Linked DNA regions of Homo sapiens: region 1 is linked to region 2. The links are chromatin loops, found by intact Hi-C in ENCODE. Cell type or tissue: OCI-LY7. All regions are shown on one strand. Links, peaks and the distances in the headings refer to the core of each region. The heading gives the core; the rest is flanking DNA.

Region 1 (10,870 bases), core at 1,711-9,710, 200 kb before region 2:
AAACGTTTAAAAAATAAATATAGCTAATCTTACAAAAACTCTTCTGGAGAAGAGAAAATGAAGAACACTTCCCTGATCAATTTTATGAGGCCAGCATAACTTTGATTCCAAAACCTGACAGGACATTACAAGAAAAGAAAATTCTAGGCGACTATCTCCTTTGAACATAGGATAAACATTCTAAACTAAGCATTAAACCAATTCTAGCAATATATTAAGGGATAATTGACAAAATTAGGTATATTTCCCCAAAAATGCAACTTAACTTTAAAAAAAATTAATGTAATTTGCCCAATAACAGATTAAAGGAGAAAAATCATATAATCATCTCAATACAGGCAGAAAATGCAGGGGGAAGGAGAACATCAGGAAGAATAGCTAATGGATGCTGGGCTTAATACCTAGGTGATGAGTTGATCTGTGCAGCAAACCACTGTGACACATATTTATTAATGTAACAAACCTGCACATCTGCACATGTACCCTGGAACTTTAAAGTTGAAGAAAAAGTGCAGAAAATGCATTTGATAAAATTTAATATATATACATAATTTTTTTAAATCTTAGGATATTAGAAATGGAAGAGAAACTCTTTCATTTGATAAAAAAGTATCTATAAAAAGCTTACAACAAACATCATAATGGTGAAATACTGAATGCTTTCTTGCCCCTAAGATCAGGGAGATACAAAGTTGCCCATCACCAACTTTGTACTAAAGTTTTTGGCTATTGCAATAAAGCAAAAATTAAAAAGTACAGTTGACCCTTGAACAACATGGAGGTTAAGGGCACTGACCCCTCTGTGCAGTCAAAAATCCACATGTAACATTTGACTCCCCCAAAACCTAACTACTAATAGCCTACTGTTGACCTTGCCAGTAACACAGTAAATTAACATGTTTTGTATGTTATATGTATTATATACTGTATTCTTACAATAAAATAAGCTAGAGAAAGGAAAATGTTATTAAGAAAACCATAAGGAAGAGAAAATATATTTACTATTCATTAAGTGGAAGTGGATCATCATAAATGTCTCCATCCTTATCTTCACACTGAGTAGACTGAGAAGGAAGAGGAGAGTTGGTCTTGCAGTTCCAGGGGTGGCAGAGGTAGAACGGGAGACAGGAAAGGCAGGCATAATCAGTGTAACTTAATGGAGATACTTTGTAATTTCTGTTGTAAAATAAGTCAAAAGTAGTCTTGAATAATCAGAATCCTTCTGCTAGATTGTCTAATGTCAATTTGTTTTCTGGCACTACTATGTCTTTTCTACCTGGCACCATTTTGGAAGCACTCATCTCCATCAAGTCATCCACGGTTAATTCCCCTGATAAGGTGTTTCTATTAGCTCTTGAATTTCTCTAAGATCTGTATATTGAAACCCTTCACTCCCCACCTTTTTTGCCATATCCATAATCTTTTCATCATTTCCTTGACTGGCTCTGTGTGGTCACGCACAACATCTGGATAGTTTGCTTCATCAACAATTTATTATTTCAGGCTTGGTGGCTTTCATGGCTTTTTCTATAACAATGATGGAATCTTCAGTGGTGTAAACCTTACAGACTTTCATAATGTTCTATCGGGGTTCTCTTCAATAGCAGTAACAACCTTTCCCTAAAGTACCCTGTTGTACTGAGCCTTAAAGGTCCTTATGGCCCTCTGATCTGAGACTCAACTAGGAATGTTGTGTTTGGGGGCAAGTAGACCATTTGGACGCCTTCAGTGTTGAACTCATGGGGTTCCAGGTGACCAGAGGAATTGAGAATGTAAAAAGAACTGGCAGTCCTGGCCGGGCGCAGTGGCTCACACCTGTAATCCCAGCACTTTGGGAGGCCAAGGAGGGCGGATCACGAGGTCAGGAGATCGAGACCATCCTGGCTAACACGGTGAAACCCCATCTCTACTAAAAACACAAAAAATTAGCCGGGCATGGTGGTGGGTGCCTGTAATTCCAGCTACTCGGGAGGCTGAGGCAGGAGAATGGTGTGAAGCTGGGAGGCAGAGCTTGCAGTGAGCCGAGATCACACCACTGCACTCCAGCCTGGGTGACAGAGCGAGACTCCATCTCAAAAAAAGAAAAAAAGAACTGGCAGCCTTTACTGGCAAGATAATTCTTAACTTTAGGAACAAAGCATGGATGGAACCAATCCAGAAAAAGCGTTCTCATTGTGTAGCAGGCCTTTTTGCTTTACAACCAAAAGACTGGCAGCTGGTATTATCTTTTTCCTTAGAGGCTCAGGGGTTACCAGCTTTATAGATAAGGAAAGTACTTACAAATCCAACTCCATTTCCGCAAAACAGTAGAGTTAGCATATCCCTTCTGCCTTAAATCTTGATGCTCATTAATAAATGTCCTTTATGGCATTATCTTTTTTCCAGAATAGCACACTTTCATCTGCATTAAAAACCTGTTCCGGCAGCTATTCTTTCTCCTTAACGATTTTCTTAAAGCATCTGGGAATGCATCTGCTGCCTCTTGGTCAGCAGAAGCTGCTTCTCCTGTTATCTTGACATTTTTAAGCCAAATCTCTAAAACTATCAAACCATCCTTCGCTGGCATTAAATTCTCCAGCTTTAGATCTTTCATCTTCCTTTTAAGTTGTAATATAATGACTTTGCTTTTTCTTGAATCATATTAGAGTCTATAGATAGGCCTTTCTTATGGCAATCCTGCACCCACATAAAAGGTGCATCTTCTATACAAGATAAAAGTCTTTTGCAAAAAGTGCAAGGTTTTCATGCTTGCTGGTAGAGTTGCAGCTATGACTTCACAAATTTTCTTTTCCTTTTTTCAACGGTCCTTATTCTGGATTCGTTTATGTTGAAATGGCAGGCAACCACAGCTGCAGACCTCAATCTACAGTATATATCAAGCAACTCAACTTTTTCTTGTAATATCATGAGTTTACTTCCTGGGAACATTTCCAGTATCACTAGCAGCAACTCATATGGGTCTCATGGTATTACTCAAGGTGTTTACAGTATTGCACTAAACACAATGAAAAATATGCAAGAACTGCAAGAGACCATTTACTAAGATACTCAATTTACTGGAGAGAAAGCTGCTCACATGGAGATGATTAGTGTCTTCTGGTGTTTTAAGTAGATATTCACAATATTTGAGATCACTGCATTAGCAACAGGAAGTGAATACAAAACTATAAGAGTAGTACCATAGGTACCACAGTTAATTCTATGCAGTTATGATTTAATACTGCATCTTTCTGTTTGTTTACATTTCTCTCAACTGCAAATGGCACCATGTATGGTCTGTGTAGGCACACGTTTTGATAAATTTTCATAACCGATTTGTGTTTTATGGTAAAAAATTATAAAAGACTAATATCTACATGTATTTTATGCATTCATGACATATCCTTTTCTTAATTTTTTCAATATTTCTAAGCTACATGGTTCACCTGTGAGTTTTTTCAAATTGTTGCACATTTCCAAAAAACCTTCCAATATATTTATTGAAAAAAATCCTATGTATAAGTGGATCTACACAGCTCAAAAACATGCTGTTCAAGAGTCAACTGTATACAGATTGGAAAGGAAGAAATAAAGGTTGCTGGGTACAAGGTCAATTATAAAATCAATTGTATTTTTATATACAAGCAATTTACTTTAAAAATGACACTATTTATCATGACATCAAACACTTAGCAATAAATCTAACAAAAGATGTGTAATTCCTACATACAAAAAAATTTCAAAACATCGAGAAAAATTAAACATCTAAACAAACTGGAAAATATATCATATTTATGGATGGGAAGAATCAATACTACAGACACTAGTCAAGTGTCCCCAAATTCATGTATAAATGCAATGCAATTCCAATCAAAACCCCATGTGTTTTTCTATGTATGTATAATTTAATAAGCTATTTCTAAAATGTATATAGAAATGCAAAGATCCAAGAAGAGTCAAATCAATTCTGCAGAACAACACTGGAGGACAGAAGCTTCAGGTATCAACACTTACTACAAAGTTATAGTGATAATATGGTACTGGCTGAAACATAAACAAGCCAATGGAACAGAATAGTGTGTCTAGAAAGAGACCCCAGATATACTCCCACCTTTATGACAAAGAGACACTGAAGTCTGGTGAAAAAAAGGTGACTTTTTTCCATAAACAGTGCTGAGTCTATTAGCTATCCATAGGGGAAAAAAAAGATGTTGCCCTCTTCCTCATATTATATATTTTAAAAATAGTAAAGTTTATTAGAAATAAAGCAGGAATAACTTACTGAGATAAACAAAGATTTCCTAACCAGAACACAGAACACACTTAACATATAGGGAAAATCTGACAGACTGGAGTACATGAAAATTAGGAAATTCTTAATACAGCCAATCTGTGGCCCCCTTATGTGGGAACTTCTTAGTGCACGCAGTCTGATAATTCACTTAATCACATTTATTTAACATTCAAAGAACTGATTTTGCTTTTGTGAAGGAGTAATACCTTGATTTATGAAATTAAATCCATAAAACTTATGAGAGGTTCAAATAAAATGATTAATAGTTTTAATAACTACCAGAAACATAACAAAGGATCAATTAAAACTTGAATTTAATATGTGAAGTGGCATTGCTTTCACTCATTTTTTTAAAATGCAGTTTTACTTCTAATCTTAAATGCTACTAATAACACTCAGTTATCACAGGTGATTAAAAATAGCTGCCAGGTGCCCTGTTAAGTAGACAGGAACAAAGTCAACTTAAATAAAAGTAAAGGCCCAGAGCTGCTCTCTATGGCTAGCAAAAAAAAAAAAAAAAAGCCATCTGCTACAACAAAAATAACCTAAATGTCTGTTCGTCTACTGTTTATTTAAATGGTAGAAAATCAGTTTGCTTAGCCAAGATCATAGCTACAACAGGATCAACCTATCTTCAAGTGGGGGAAAACAACTACCTATCAACCTGTTTACTCAAAAAGCCTCCTTAGATCAGAGAAGCAAGGGGTAAAATATTGGAGTACTGGAGTAAAATAAAGAGATAGCATTAGCTTTCCAGAGGGACAAATGTTAAAAGGCCAGAGGGGATGACACATTACATAACCAAATGTTTTAAAATTTCAATTTGTATGTTTCATGTCTATGATCAAAAAATTTATACACGCAAAAAATTATTTCCAATCAAGAACTGACTTTCTTTTAATAGAACCTGATAATTACTATAATCTTATGGATTCTGTCTAAGGCATAATACAGCTTCAAATATAGAAGGGAATTGAGACTCTTCAGTTATACATTCTTTCAAGGTCCATAATCTTCAAATTTCTAGATTAACAGAAATTACATAAAGGGCTAATACAGTCCAACTCTCATTCTCTGCTTATGCCAAGCCTCATTAAAATAACACACGTTTATCTTTCAGCCTGGGAAGGGCATTATGTATTCTCAACTACTAAACACTTTACCTTTGCAGCAAGCAGTAGTCCAATTTTGTCAGCTTCGGCCTCCAATTTTCTGCTGTATGGTCTATTAAACATATACTAAGAAGAAATGACAGAAAAGCTCCATTAAGACAATTTATTTCACGAAAAAAGGAGTAACACAGAGAGATTTTTAAAAAACAGTTTCATGGAGTATCTAGGATAAAATTCCTATACTGTCTACTAACATTAAAATAACTCCATGATATAAAATATAAACACAGCCTTTATTTCCCTGATTAGAAATACTTTAAAAAATGATAAGGATATAAGTCATGCCTATAAATTTCTTGACAGTCTGTAGTATAAGGAATTTACTTCTATTTTTCCAATTATAGTCTCCACCTACTGAGTACAGGATTCACTAAGAAAGCTTATTGATGAAGGCTTTTTAATATGGTCAAGGAATATTTTGACCTTGAGTTTTAAAAGAAAATCAAGAAAACGTAGGCATATAATATCCAATGACACTACTAGACAATTTATTTCAGTAAAAAAATTAACCATATAGCAGAATGCTCTTTCTTTGATAAATTATCTTAATTTCCTTTTTCTTTTCTAAGTATTGATTAGTTGGGAAAATGAAATTTTCTTCTGACTTCAATAAAAAACACACATAGATACAGTAACTTTAATTTTCCTAATTACTTGTATTTATGTGAATGCTTTCCAGTTAAATTCTAATTTTCAGTAAGTACTAAAACTTTGTAGGAGATGAATCAATAGGCAGGACTTTTGAGAAAAGAGCTATTAATTGGGGAAGCAATCTTTCAAAGGTAGCCACATGTCTGTGATGGCCTGAAATAATATAATAAATCTGATATACAGTATGTGACCATTACAAATGACTTCCTTCCTTTTCAATCAGTCTGTTTTAGGTCAATGATGTATATCATATAATGCCTTCACTCCCCATGAGCAGGCTGCATGTGCCCCCGTCAAGTCTATTGATAACATAAGGATTTAAAACTGTGGCTTTAAAAAGAGAGAAACTTAAGTTCAAGTCCAAATACTGTTAACTTATTGTTAACCCTGAGCTAATTGTTTAACCCTGCTAAACCCAGTAGTATCATATGTAAAATGAAGCTAGTAACAGTTCCAAGCTCACAGAGCTGCAGAGGGGATTAAATGAACAAAAATAACAGCTCATATTTATTGAGCCCTGATTTGTGCCAGGTACTGTGCTAAGTGCTTTAAATTAATGATTCTAAACCTAGTGTGATTTTGTCCTCCAGGGACATTTACAAATGTTTGGAAATATTTATTACTGTCATAACTGAGAGGAGGGAGAGCTACTGACATCTAGGGAATGGGGGTCAGAAATGCTACTAAACATCCTACAGTGCACAGGACAACTCCCCCACAACAAAGAATTATCCAGTCCAAAGTGTGAGTAGTGCTGAGATTGAGAAATCCTGCTTTAAATGTGTCATTCGGTCCTCACAACAGATGAACCTCAGCAATTCCCACACCCTAATGACTTCACTATCAACATTCCTCTCTGCTCTCCAATCACAGTGAGCAACTTTCTAGAGAGAAACATCTCCTCGTCACCAAAATTATTGAGGGGCCTTGATTTAGGAAAAAATAATTCAAATAGAATCATTCCTACTTTATTTTCATTGACGAATTACAGTGAAGTGGCAGAATTTATCAAGTATTTCAAGAAAGAAATAGATAAATGTTATCTTTCTTATGACCAACTGTGCTGATTCCATTATAAAAAAAAGCAATCTATAGATAGATCAGGAAAATAACCACATTAATTCTTTTAATTTCCTGGCGGGTCAGTGACAGAAACAAAATTCAAAATATGAGATCCTACAACCTAAGGAATAACCAATCTTTTATTTTCTCTTTAAGAACCTTTACTTCAATATAAATGAAGCCAAATGACATGTTAATACTGAATAATAGACTTAGTTATCCAATCTCAAAAACAATTTGTCTCATAGAATTTTGCACATTAGATTTAAACAGCACCCAGATGGCACTCTGATGGGAACTCCACAAATCATTAAATAAACAAATAACAGATTGTTCCTAAATAACCAAACCTCCTGGGACAAGAGGAAATATTCAAAGAAAGATGTAAAACAAAAAAATTATGGTTAACAAAGTAGTTATAAAGATTGCAAGACCTACTTTCAGTATTACAGTGTTTTGGACAAAATGAGGCACTCAATACATTTTTGAGATGATTATTATACATAAGCACTAAAAACAAAAGTTAACAAACACCTAGTAAGACTTTCCTTTCAGCATTTTCAAAGCAATGATATTTTAACAGAGTGAAAAGCAAGGAAGGATGGCAAAGTAGCTTTAGCCAATTCTGTGCCCATTAAAGTTCAGAGGTTTTAACAGTGCCGCATTAAAACCCAAATACAGTTGGCTCTCTATATCTGTGGATTATGCACCTGGTAGATTCAACCAATTTGGATAGAAAATATCTACGAAAAAACAATTTAAAAAACTACAACTTAAAAATATATATAGTAAAATAACTATTTACATAGCATTTACATTGAATTACAAGTAATCTAGAGATGATTTAAAGTATATGAGAGGATGTGCATAGTTACATGCAAACACCATGCTTTTATTTTTATTTTTATTTTTTTTTGAGATGTAGTCTCACTCTGTCGCCCAGGCTGGAGTGCAGTGGCGCAATCTCGGCTCACAGCAAGCTCTGCCTCCTGGGTTCACGCCATTCTCCTGCCTCAGCCTCCCAAGTAGCTGAGACTACAGGCGCCCGCCACAACGCCAGGCTAATTTTTTTGTATTTTTAGTAGAGACAGGGTTTCACCACGTTAGCCAGGATGGTCTCAATCTCCTGACTTCGTGATCCACCCACCTTGGCCTCCCAAAGTGCTGAGATTACAGGCATGAGCCACGGCGCCCGGCCAATACCATGCCATTTTTTATCAAGGACTTGAGCATACTCAGATTTTGGTATCCACAAGAAGTCCTGTATACCAAGGGACAGCTGAATTTGGGAGTCATTCAGTTACTACGAAAGGAAGGGTCAGTGGCTGGGTTTTCTCTCTGTAAAACCAATAAATATATTTTCAAAAATTTTATTAGCCAAAAGTTGCCAAGCCCTTCTAACTCTCCATACCCATCATTTGAGAGATGTAGTATTCCTTAATTTAAATATTCATATATAAGAATATCCCCTAAAAACGAGAAAACATAAGACACTAAAAATTCGTACCCATATTTCATAGTAAAATGTAAAAACATCTCTGGATTTGCTGCTTTACAGTAGTATTAAAATATCTTCACCAGAGGCTATGATCAATTCAAGTTATTGTCTCAGACTTACCTCCTGCAATTTAGACTGTATCCACTGGCACAAAAGTGCCAAGCTATCTCGAGGACAAATGGCCCAAATCATTGTGAGGAAAATCATACCTAGGAAATCCAACAAATGAACCATGCCAGCCTTTTCTGCCTAAGAATAATCAAAATAATAAAAACTACATTTTATACATTGAGACAGTATATGCTTACATTTTCTAGTTCATCATGTGTTACAATTACCTGACCTTCTCCACCTAAGACTGAGAGTTCTCTTTTTCTTCTTTTGCTTATTCTTTCCGGGTCTGTTTTTCCCTTCCTTGGTTTATCTACTTATATACCTATTCATTCATTTAACTAGTATCTACTAAGCCACTTACTATTAGTCAGAGGATATAAACCTACAATTTCTTATATTAACAGGCATAATAATCTTGTGAAATAGCTACAATTATCCCTACATTTATAGATAATGAAACTGAGATAGAGAGAGGTTAAGAGTTGCCCAGATTTGCACAGCTATTACTAAAAGGACCAGAAATCAAACCCGGTCAGTTTTAGTTTTTAATATAGTTGCATCATTTTAAAAAATCAAGTAAATGTTTTATTTTACTAATATTTTTGGATAAAGACTAAACACTACCTAACATATGAAGCACTTAAAACAAGAAAAAATTCAGAAAAAGACTGGAAGTTTATTTTAAATAAAAGTATTCTGATCTTCAAGACCTAATATATGAAATATTATTCATTTATACAAGTTTGTAAATTTGTAAGTCTAGTATTTATCATGAAAGAATCAGGTTCTATGAATTTTTGTATTTACTTATATCAGTTACCAAAAAAGATTTTTCATAAAATAGTTGTTTTGAGTAGTAATATCTAAGTTTAATGAACTAGATTGTTCATGGTTTGCCATTAAAGGTGATTAGTAAATGTTAATGTTGTAATGCTGAAACTGATAAAATAGCAGTCATTACTTGAATGTATGAAAAATGACTGAAAACTAAAAACTGACTTAGAATATTGTCCCTTAACAAATATTGTACCCTCACAAAACATACTTTACCTCCTTATATTTGCCTCATTACTTTGCCTCAAAACACAAATGTGTGTTTTGAAAAACAATTATGGATTTATCTTTTTTTTTTTGAGACAGAGTCTTGCCCTGTTGCCCAAGCTGGAGTGCAGTGGCGAGGTCTCGACTCACTGCAACCTCCGCCTCCAGGTTCAAATGTTTCTCCTGCCTCAGCCTCCCGAGTACCTGTGATTACAGGTACCCACCACCATGCTCAGCTATTTTTTGTATTTTTAGCAGAGATGGAGTTTCACCATGTTGGCCAGGCTGGTCTTGAACTCCTGACCTCATGATCCACCCACCTCAGCCTCCCAAAGTGCTGGGATTACAGGGGTGAGCCACTGTGCCCAGCCCAATTATGAAATTATTTTAACATGAAAAAGTGAAACTCAAAATAAGGAAGTTGTTATAGAAGAGAAAGCCCTTGTTATTAAAGAATATAATTGCTATTATACAGTCTTAGAAAACTGGAAATACACACACAAAAACCTGTATTTGTAGAATAAAGAAAACATAAACGCCTAGATAAAATCAAAACTGAGACTCCCAAAAGAGAAAATATTGTGCTGACAATGTTTAAGATCTCTGCAAAAACATATTAATAACTATGTTCTATTTTTAAGGCTGCTGTTTGCTTTTTACACCTCATCTACTACTGTTCTTGCACTGATAGAGATGACAATACACTGAATATAAGGCACTGAACTAGATGCCTAAAAAACAAATGTACTGAATAGTAACACCTTTCAAATGCTAAAATGGCCAAAACTGATTTTGCAGTTGTGAAGCCATTACTTGAAAGATATTAGAGTGCATATAATAACACTGCTTAGACGTATTCTTGTGTATATTTGTTTAAGAAAAAAAGATTTTTTTTCTTACTTTTTTGTTTGAGACAGTGTCTCACTCTGTCACCCAGGCTAGAGTGCAGTGGTGCGATCATGGCTCACTGTAGCCTTGATCTCCCAGGCTCAAGCAATCCTCCTGCCTCAGGCTCCAGAACAGCTGGAACTACAGGTGTGAGCCACCATGCTCAGCTAA
Region 2 (10,870 bases), core at 1,797-9,796:
GGTCCAGCTCTGCAATGAGTTGTGCCTAAGAAGGTCACAGGGGACCAGCCCCTGCTGTGTAGCGCAGGGAGGAGGGCTCTGTCATTTCTGGCCATCATGGCCCTTTGCAGTCAGCCTCAGCCTGAGATAAATATCACACTCTTGCATCTCACTTTATATCTGAGATCATCTGGCCCTGCCCACATCCTCCTCTGCTAAATGAGTAGAACAGACGGACTCTAAAGCTGCAGAATGATTTTAAAAATAAATAAAACCAAATAACAACTTGAGTCTAATGATTTCCCTTCAGGTTGTGCAAGCAGGAAAGTTTAAAATCACATAAGAATGACTTGAGGGAAAAGAACACCCCTTTCTGCTCCCGGTAAACACAATCAGCTTTGCTGGTCTGGGTTTTTTAATGATCTGCATTTACAGGAGTATCCATGACCCAGAGAGAGTATCAGTGTCAAGAATCTGCCAGTGAGAAAGTGATTTGAAGCAGCTCTGGAGTTCAGATGGCCACGGGTGCAAGTGCCTGCTCTGGTGTGCTTTGCCTCTGGAAAGATGCCAAGTCTTTGAGAATCTTTGCTGCATCAGCCATGCTACATCCTGAGGACTTGGAGGTGAGGAAATCCTGTGTGCACTTGTTTCCTTCCCTTCAAATGATATATCCCAGAAAAATGGCAAGCTCTCTGCTTACTAACTCTTTTCTTTTTCTTTAGTTCCCCCTTAGCTTTCTCTCTCCTTTCTTCCGTCTTTCTCTTGCCTCCTTTCATTTTTGGTAAAATCCAAAGCGAAATGTCAACTCAGAGGACATAGCTGTTTGTCTTCACCACCTACAAACTGTATTTCCTGGATCAAGCCGCTTAACTCCATTGAACTGTTTTTAGCATCCTGAAAATGGGGAATCACACTTTCCACTTATCCAAGCATTTGCTCATTCGTTTATTAATAATGTAACACCCTTGAATGCCAGGCCCTGAACTGAAGATATGGTCCTGACCCACTGGGTAGTCACAGGAGAGTGGAGAATAATGCTTCATTTGCTATGTTGCTTCAAGAATTACATAAAATAAGGCAGTTAAAAATATTTTGTGAACCAAATAGTGCATTATGAAAAGATATTAACACTTCTTACTTTCTTATAGCAATTTCTAAATGATTTAATTTCTGCCATCAAAATATCCCCCTTGTGTTGATCTAAACCATCAGATTGCAAGGTAAAGCCCTGATGTAACTGATGAGATGAAGAACACTGTATGGCCATTATTTTAGGTACGATAAACATTTGACTTCTCTTACAGAGACCTAAGGAAAATGACTTAAATAGGGTAGAAATGTCTTTCTCATGTAACAAGCCATGCATTAGCAGACCAGGGCTAGTGTGACAGTTCCTCCATGGGTCACTGTGTGGTTCATTAAGGTGTTGTCCTCCTTGGCATGACCCACGATGGCTGCCAGTGTAACAGCTGAATGTCAACCAGCAAGACAGAGGTGAGGGGTGGGGAGGAGGGCATGCCTCTTCCCTCTGAGAAATTGCCCACCTACTTCTGTTTATGTCCCATGAGCCAAAATTTAGAATTAGGTGTCTCCACCTAGCTTCAGGGAGGCTTGGGAACTGAAGTCTTTATCCTGGGCATTCTAGCATACCCTACATCCAATCTGTCAAAGTTGCATTTAGAATCCAGCCCCTTCTCACCACCTTTACTTCTTTCATGGCGGTCCAAGCCACTTTCACTGGATGACGGCAGTAGCCACCTAACTGGCTTCTCTGCTTCTTCTCTTGCCCTCCACTGAAATCTTTGCTCAGCGCACGTTGAATAATGACTCTTTTAGGATGTAAGCCAGATTTTTCAACTCCTCTGCTCAAACCCCTGCAATGGCTTGCTAGGCCCTGTGGGATTAGGCCTTTGCTACCTGTCCCTTCCTTCCATCCTCCCTCCTCCCTTGCTTACTCCACTCCAGCCACATCTGCTCCCTTCCTGGCCTCAGGAAGGCAGACATGCTGTTGGGTAGGGATTTTCATCGGTCGTTCCTTCAGCCTAAAAATTGTCCATTTCAGATATTCACAGGGCTCATTCCCTCGCCTCCTTCAAATCTTTCCTCAAATGTCACCTTCTTATAGAGGTCTATCATGACTTCTCTACTTAAAATGGCAAGACCTGCTTCCCAACTTTTGGCACTCCTAATCTGCCTTATCTTATTCTTTTTTTTTTTTTTTTTTTTTTCACAGCAGGGACATTTTCTAATATAGGTTTATACTTTACTTATTTACTATCTTTAGTGTGTGTGTGTGTGTGTGCCTCTTCCCTTGCTAGAATGACAGCTCCCTGAAGGCAAGGATTTTTTTTTCTTCCCTGATGTATCCCCAGTACCTAAAAGAGTGCCTGGTGTATAATAGATAATAAATATTTCTTGAATATAAGCTTGCATGAAGAGATGGAGCCGAATCCAGTTCTGATGACATCATTTGAGCTCTGGTTCCATGTGCCTAAAGCAAGAATTCTACACTTTTCAGTTCCATGGGTCAATAAATTTTCTTGTGTTTATTTATTTAATTGGAAGACTATTATTTAACTAAATCAATTAGAATTGGGTTTCTGATATCTGCAAGAGAAGAGCCCTGGCCTTCACAGGGAGCTAATATAAAGTCATAGAAGACCTCTCTGAGGAAGAAACATTTAAGCTGATGCCTGGAGGAGGAATGGGAACTAGTCATAGCAAGATTGTGGGGGCGGATGGCAAGATAGGACAGTGCAGGGAGAATATTCCAGGATGGTATCGTGGGAGCCCCAAGGCAGGCAGACATTGAAAGCTGGCCACCAAGGCTAGAATACAATGAATGAGCTGGAGAGTGGTGTGAGATGAAGCCAGGAGGTAGGCTGAGGCCAGATCACAGGGGCCCTAGGAATCACCAGGGAGGATTTTTAATGATATTCTTGGTGCAATGGAAAGCTATTTATGGGGCTTTAAGCAGAAGAGTGGCATATCTAGTATACTTTTCTCAAAGATCACTTTGGGTATTGGATGGCTAATAGACTGTGGTGTGTGTGTGTGTGTGTGTGTGTGTGTGTGTGTTTCGGGGAGACTATTGTGAAAGTGGGGAGAGCAGGGGTCCAGATGGGAAACAACAGTGTTTGGACATGGGTAGTGGCAATGGAGAGAACTAGATGAAATTGAGATATATTTTGGAGGTATAATCAACAGGCTTTGGTGACAGATTGGCTGTGGGGGTGAGGAAGAGGGAGGCAACAGGAATAACTCCTAGGTTTTCAGCTTGAGCAGTGCGAGGGATGCAGGTGCCGTTTGCTGAGATATGGAAGATTGGAGCAGGAGGAACGTCGGGAAGAAGCTCCTGGTCAGAGGCAGCCTGGCCTGGCACTAGGTGCTTCTTGGCAGAGCATCGGTGACACTTCCTGCCATAGTTAGACACTGACTTATCTTGAATGTGTTGGACAAGCAACTTGTTGCAGCACATTAAAATTCCTTTTCCATGAGGGAAAAGTAAGGACAACAGTCTATTTGCTCTATTTTTCTCTGCAGATAATTTGGTGGTAGTAAATTCTCTCAAAGTGAGAACACAGATGCAGCCAAGAGCTGGGCCATGCTGGGATCATGGTGTTGAGGGCAGCTCTTGCTCATGGAGCTGTATTTGAGTAATCGTTAGGGTGTTCCTTGATGGGGGGGTGGGGTTTCAGGATGTACCATCACATTGGGAACTGGGCTTGATGGCTTTTGAGGTCTTACCAGCCTTGGGGTTCTGTGATTCCACAGTTCAGCCATTGACAAGGTTTTCTTTTCTTTTTCTTTTCTTTTCTTTTTTTTTTTTTTTTTTTTTTTTTTTGAGGCCGAGTCTTGCTTTGTCGCCCAGGCTGGAGTGCAATGGTGGGATCTAGGCTCACGGCAACCTCTGCCTCCCGGGTTCAAGCAGTTCTCCTGCCTCAGCCTCCTGAGTAGCTGGGATTACAGGCACCAGCCACCATGCCCAGCTAATTTTTGTATTTTTAGTAGAGATGGGGTTTCACCAGTTTGGCCAGGCTGATCTTGAACTCCTGACCTCCAGTGGTCCACCCGCCTCAGCCTCCCAAAGTGCTGGGATTATAGGCATGAGCCACCGCGCCTGGCCGAGAAGGTGTTTTTAAAATAAACAAAAGGTTGATGATTGTGGGTTAGCAGAACTTACTAACATTAATGTCACTAAAGTTGGTATACAGCCCCCATCCACTGCTAAATTTGGCTGGCTTTTAAAAGAAAAATAAAATAAAATAAACAAAAGCTGGAAAGGATGAAGGAGGCCCTTGGATGAAACAAGTTACTAAGTGGGCTTTAATAATTCATTCATATTCTCAAAGTGACAATTTACTCTCTCAGGCCAGCCTAAGCTTTTGAGCCACCCCAGTAGGCTTATTCTCCTCCCTTCAGTATCAAAATATGAATACACAAATAACGGTTAAGATTTTACAGTAGCATAACATGTTTGGAATGTAAATTTGGGGCGAGGGAAAGGAAGAATATAAAGTTTGTTGCTGTTGGCACTTAAAAAGTGCAAGTTGTAGAGTCCGACAGACTGAAGTCTGAATATATACTCTGTCATGTGTAGCTGTGCGATCTTTAACAAATTACCTAGCCTCTCTGGGTCTCACTTTTCCAATATGTAAAATACAGGCATGTAGAGCTCAGTTCCTGCCTCATAGGATAGTTGTGAGGACCAACTGAGATCCTGGTGTGGAGGAAGAGGCCAGTCAACGTGAGCTACTATTTGGTGTTTTACAAGCACTTTAAAAACAGAAGTTAAAAAAAAAGTATTTTGATCACTCAGAGAGAATAGTGTTAACACTTTGAGCCTTTTTTAGATGTATTTTTTGTCCTGTACATTTGTATTACATAGTTATGGTTATATTGAATTTTGTATCCTGCTGTTAGAGTCAGCTCAGGCTGCTATGACAAGATACCACAGACTGGGTGGCTTAAACAACAGACTTACTTCTCACAGTTCTGAAGGCTGGAATGTCCGAGATCAAGGTGCTGGCAGATTCACTGTCTGGTGAGAGCCTGCTTCCTGCCTCATAGATGGTGCCTGCTTGTGGTGTCCTTACATGGCCTTTCCTCAGTGTGTGCTTGTGGAGAGAGAGGTGTCACTTTCTTGCTCTTCTTATAAGGGCACTAATCCCATCATGAGGGGCCCAGTCTCATGACTTAATTTAAACTCAATCACCTTCCAAAGGCCCCATCTGCTAATACCATCACATTAGGGGACTTCAACATAGGAATGTTGGGAGGATGCAAACATTCAGTTCACAACACCTATTTTTTGTCTTTTAATATTATTAGGCCATCAACATTCTTCCTATTTTTTCAGTTATGTCCCAAATAAAGGTCTTATTTTTTCATCACAACTTTATTAATATATAGTTCATATACCATAACTTTCACCCTTTAAGGCATACAAATCAACTTTAAAAAAATCATATTCACAGACTTGTGTAACCATCACCATCATCTAATTTTAGAACATCAGTTTCACCCCAAAAAGAAACCTCATCAGCTGTCACTCCTTTCCTTCTTCTCAACCTCTGGCAACCGCTAGTCAACTTTCTGTCTTCCTAGATTTTCCTATTCTGGATAGTTCATGTAAATGGAATCATATAATATGTAGTGCTTTGTAACTTCTTTCACTTAGCATCATGTTTTCAAGGTTCATCCATGTTGAGTACTTCATTCCTTTTTGTTGCCAAATAATACTCAATTGTATTACATTTTGTTTACCCATTCTTCAGTTGATGGACATTTGGGTTGTTTTCATTTTTTGGCTAGTATGAATAATGCTGCTATTATTTTAAATTCTGCATTCAAAATTTACTGAGTGGATGAATAAATTAAGGAAATGCAATTATCATACAAAATAGGCAGAAAATGCCATATCTGTAACCTTAACAGAATTTTCATTCTTTTTTTTGTCCTGAACAGCAAGAATAATTGGAAGTAGCACAGCGGTAACTGAAAGAAATAATAAAGGCCCAACAGAATTCAATAGAGCAGATGCACATTGTCGGCTTCAGGCTGACCAAGGAAATCAGAAGTTGTGTTTGAGTTTTGTACAGGTTATGATGGCAGTCTATGGGGCTTTGTTTACCAACTTGGCTTTGGTGGAAAGTTTTTGTCTTACTCTTTGTAATGTGCTTAATATAAGCCATTCATCGAAAGTGTCAAGAGAAACCAGCAAACTTACTAACCATGACTCTAATTCTTTTAGGTCATTTGTAAATTTGAGGAAATTAAACACATTATTAGCAATATGGGCAAGAATTGCTTATAAGCAAGGGCATAGGGCAAGTTAGGAATCGGCTTAACACTCGACCATTTACTTTGCTGTATGTCAGAGCTGGAAGCTTGGGGGTCTCCCTGAGGTGCCAGTCTCAATACTCCCCACTGGTTCTGAACCAGTTGAGTCAAAGAGAAGATAAACACACCAGATTTAGACTGACAAAAGTAGCCTCACCCTGAAGCAAAATTGGCTTCTTCATACTTAGCTACCTAGACACAGCTGGGCAAGCAGCCCTCCCCCAAGAAACAACCACCTGCCTCACAGAGCAGAAGGAAGAGAAAGCTCACAGGTCACAAAATGGGAAGGAAGGGTGGGCCATGTGGGAGCACCAGTTTGAATACCTTAACCCCAGCCGATATGGGATTGTAGACTAATGGAGGCTAAACTATTGTGAAACCATCCATCACTAATTAGTTAGCAAGAGGCAGGAGGACCAAAAATTTTATTCTAGCAGAATGCCCTGGCTTTCTACTGCTGCTTTACAAACCATTCCTAAACCAGTGGTTACCTAGACAGAGTACAATTTTCTCTCACAGTTCTGTTTAGCTGGGTGGTTCTCACTCAGGGTCTTTCATACAATTATAGTCAGAGATGGTGGCTGGCTCTGGAGTTTTCTGAATACTTCTTCACTTGTGCCTGGTATGTGGGCTGGGATGGCTGGTGTGCCAGGGCATCTCTTCTCCCATTGGCCTCCCTACTTTTCTAGCTTGGGCTTCTTCACAGCATGAAAGACTTAGACTAATCAGATTTTTTTTTTTTATGTGGCAGCTGACTTCCCCCATAGCTAATTTTTCTAGAGGCCCAGATGAAAGCTACAAGGTTTCTTACAAGCTGGCTTTGTAAGTCCCAGAACATGATTTCTATTACATTCTGTTGGTCAAGCAAGTCACTAACATTAGCTCAGACTCAAGGGGTGGAGAATTAGACTCCACTAGTCAGTGACAGGAATAGTAAAAAAATTACAGCCATGTTTAATTTACTTTACAGAAATGCCTTCATGAAAACATAAGGACAGGGGATAGCAGCTAACAATGCTTGAAATACTATATGTCAGGGACACATTGCATTATCATGTTCACTCTCACAAGAGCCCACAAGGTGAAGTGTCATTTTCCCCATTTTACAGGTGAGGAATCTGAGGCCCAGAGGTTAAGTTACTTGCTGGTCAATAGGTGGTAGAGAAAAACAAAAAACAAAAACACTGTTATGTCTGATTCCAAAGCCTTTATTATTTCTGCTATACCACACTATTATTCATCTATTATAAATCTCTCATTACACAGAAGAGAAAATTGCACCCCCTTAAATGCTTTTGAACTAGCAGACTTGGAAAACAGTAACTTTTATGACAGTTTCACTGGTTAAATATTTGCTCTGGTCCAATATTTCATAAGTTAATTTTGAGCAAAATCCATACTCTACGATATGGAGTTCCCTATTAGGTGGGAAAGGATGCTTTCAACCAGGACCTCATCAAGGGAGCTTTCCTGGAACCCAGAAGGAGATCCTATCACCCATCAGATTGCCAGAGGATGAAATTTCTTAGAAGCCCCTCTCACATCATGCTCCCCGGTTTTTCACTTAGAACACTATAGCACTCTTACTCCATCCTAGAATCAAATCCAAGCCCTTACATTAAATAAAACTCTTCATTAGTGCTTGTCAACTCTATAACACCCACTTGTAGTAATACACATTATACGTATCTCCTTTAAAAATCCTGAAATAGGCCAGGCGTGGTGGCTTATCCCTGCAATCCCAGCACTTTGGGAGGCTGAGGTGGGTGGATCACAAGGTCAGGAGATCGAGACCATCCTGGCCAACATGATCAAACCCCATCTCTCCTAAAAATACAAAAATTAGCTGGATGTGGTGGTGCATGCCTGTAATCCCAGATACTCAGGAGGCTGAGGCATGAGAATTGCTCAAACCCAGGAGGCAGAGGTTGCAGTGAGCCGAGATTGTGCCACTGCACTTCAGCCTGGCGACAGAGTGAGACTCCATCTCAAAAAAGAAAAGAAAAAAAAAATCCAGAAATAGAAATCATACTACTGACGCACCAAGCTCAAAGACAACCATGAAGGAAAAATCATGAAGAAGAAGCTAGAGGAGTGTATTTATAATAAAACAATATACATTTTAATAAGCAGATGCTGGAACACATCTATATTAGAAGAGATACATTACTAGTGGGTCTCAAATAATGATGAAGAACTAGTTAAAAAATTGTTTTATGATCTACTACTGTCCAATATATTTGTAAAATATAATGAAACTACTGTGGTAAAATGCAACGGCTACAGAGGTTACTCTTACTTCCTGTAGGTAACTGTCAGGGGACAGCTAACAGTTTGTAGACCTGTTTTGGTCTTGGATCCCACTTTGAGTGGCAATGCATCAGATCAATTAATGTTCACAGTAACCCTACCAGGTAGGTATTATTTGGAGTCTCCATATTATAGATGAGGAAATTGGGGCACTGAGAGATTAAATAACTTGCCTAAAGCTCAGATTCAGACTCAGGCATTTTGACACATTGCTAATGCTGGACTTCACAAACATACCTGTTACAGATACAAAGTAAGATTTGGTATCCCTGAGGTGTGCACAGTCTACTGGAAGAAACAAACAGAAAAATATTAGATTAATAATTTTGGATTTTGACAAAATGTTTGTCATCAAGTAAAAATTCAGGAGCAAGGCCATCAATCCACTGAAATCCCCCAAGACTCCAAAATCCCCCTCCAGGCAGCTTTTCAAGAATTTTCTCATTTTACCTCAATATGAATGCACAAATCTTTGAAACATCCAAATCTCCAGCTCTACCTCTGACTCTCGGTGAGCCCAAGTTTTGAAAAGGCCTGGGGTTTGGGAGAAATGATGCTAGTCATTCTCAAGTTTAGCATCTTTTTGAGAAAGAGTTGTGCCCTTTGTGAAGGAGTGTGGAGGGGATATGAGAAATTAATTGGCACATCTGTTCTCATGTCTGTTCATGAGCAGCTTGTGATCATAAACAACTCATTTAAGGGCATTGTCAGTCTCTCCCCAAGAGGTACCACCCCCATAACATTTGTGGACTGCACACTCTGGCATGTGAATCACCTTTTAGAATGAGTGACTGTTGACTCACCCTTCGGAGAGCTTCCTATTGAGCCAGTATTTGCCCTAAAGCCTTGGAAAGAGAACAAAACAACTTTTGAAGGAAATGAATACCATTCCTTTGTCAACTGTGAGACTGTCACAGCTAAAAATGGGCTTCACTTCCCGTGAACAACAGCACCCAAGTTTCTGCAGGCTGCTGAGGCTTAGACCTACCACGCTGGATAGGCAGCTTCCTGAATCTTTCCAGTAGTGCCACTCAGGGGACATTTATTGAGCACTTACTATATGCTAGGCACTATACAAAATAATTTACATATACTATTTCATTTTATTCTGAAAACAAATATAATATGAGGTAGATGTTATCATGATTTCCATTTTACAATTGATTTAAACTGAGGCACATAGTGGTTAAGAACTTGTCAAAAGTCTGAGAGCTGGAAGGTGGAAGAGCCAAAGTATTTGACTCCAAAGTGCTTGCTCACAAATACCGAGCCTTAGTGAGCATTAGACTCCAGGAAGGGGCCTCAAGAATCCAAGGGAGAGTCGGGAGCGGTGGCTCATGCCTGCAATCCCAGCACTTTGGGAGGCCGAGGCGGGCGGATCACGAGGTCAGGAGATCGAGACCATCCTGGCTAACACGGTGAAACCTCGTCTCTACTAAAAATACAAAAAATTAGCCGGGTGTGGTGGCGGGCGCCTGTAGTCCCAGCTACTCGGGAGGCTGAGGCAGGAGAATGGCCTGAACCCAGGAGGCGGAGCTTGCAGTGAGCTGAGATCCTGCCACTGCACTCCAGCCTGGGTGACACAGCGAGACTCCGTCTCAAAAAAAAAAAAAAAAAAAGAATCCAAGGGAGAATTCTCCTATATTTACTGAACAATTGCTTTGACCTCGGTCCCTACACTACGATGCACAAATATGATGCAGAGAATATGGCATCACACATGGTCCAAGGTCCTTGGACTTTCATCACCCTGTGATGGGGATTCAATGTCTCCTTACAGAGTTTGGGGAAGGAGCCACGAAATACTGTATGAAAAGCATCTCACTTAAGCCTGGTCTATGGCAGATACTCAACGTACATTATTCATCTGTCCTCTCCCACAACACTCATAAAAAACACAAGGAATGTGTAGTTGCACAAAGTAGATAGACACACATTCTATAAGCACAGTACTGAGGGAGGAAACAATGTAAAAAGTAGAGTTTTTGAGGCATACTTACAGATACCAATAGGATATTGAGCATCCACTGTGTGCCAGATATATATAAATATATATAGTGTGTGTATTATATACATAAGTATAATATATTATTAAATATGTGATAACAAATTATTATACATACTATACATGATAATATTTATTATGTATATAATACTTATTTTACATACATTTATATTATGTATCATATATACAATATTTCATATACAATAAAATATCATTATATATGTAACATATAAT

Evidence for each region. Peaks named below come from ENCODE experiments on the same cell type or tissue, not always from the same donor. Only the 100,000 strongest peaks of a DNase experiment are listed, where the experiment ranks them.
Region 1: it touches region 2 in a loop (4-fold over the local background); 2 of 110 quality-filtered maps call a loop at or near these places.

The regions. Positions count from the first base shown.
Region 1 is chr1:58,521,825-58,532,694 of GRCh38, forward strand. OMA1 (OMA1 zinc metallopeptidase) reads right to left here. Exons shown (of 9, transcript NM_145243.5): 6 at 8,777-8,905; 7 at 5,437-5,511. It also overlaps a transcript of DAB1 not described here. Among named protein-coding and RNA genes, the nearest start is that of OMA1, 19 kb to the right of the region's middle. In OCI-LY7, for the core only: no CTCF peak of the experiment used is centred there; no DNase peak of the experiment used is centred there; H3K4me3 peaks cover 555 bases; H3K27ac peaks cover 1,184 bases.
Region 2 is chr1:58,718,147-58,729,016 of GRCh38, forward strand. LOC112268263 (a long non-coding RNA gene) reads left to right here. Exons shown (of 9, transcript XR_007066129.1): 5 at 415-602. Among named protein-coding and RNA genes, the nearest start is that of MYSM1, 24 kb to the left of the region's middle. RefSeq lists a silencer at 8,693-8,742 and an enhancer at 8,704-9,903. In OCI-LY7, for the core only: no CTCF peak of the experiment used is centred there; DNase peaks (open chromatin) are centred at 5,035, 6,535 and 8,635; H3K4me3 peaks cover 2,056 bases; H3K27ac peaks cover 4,533 bases.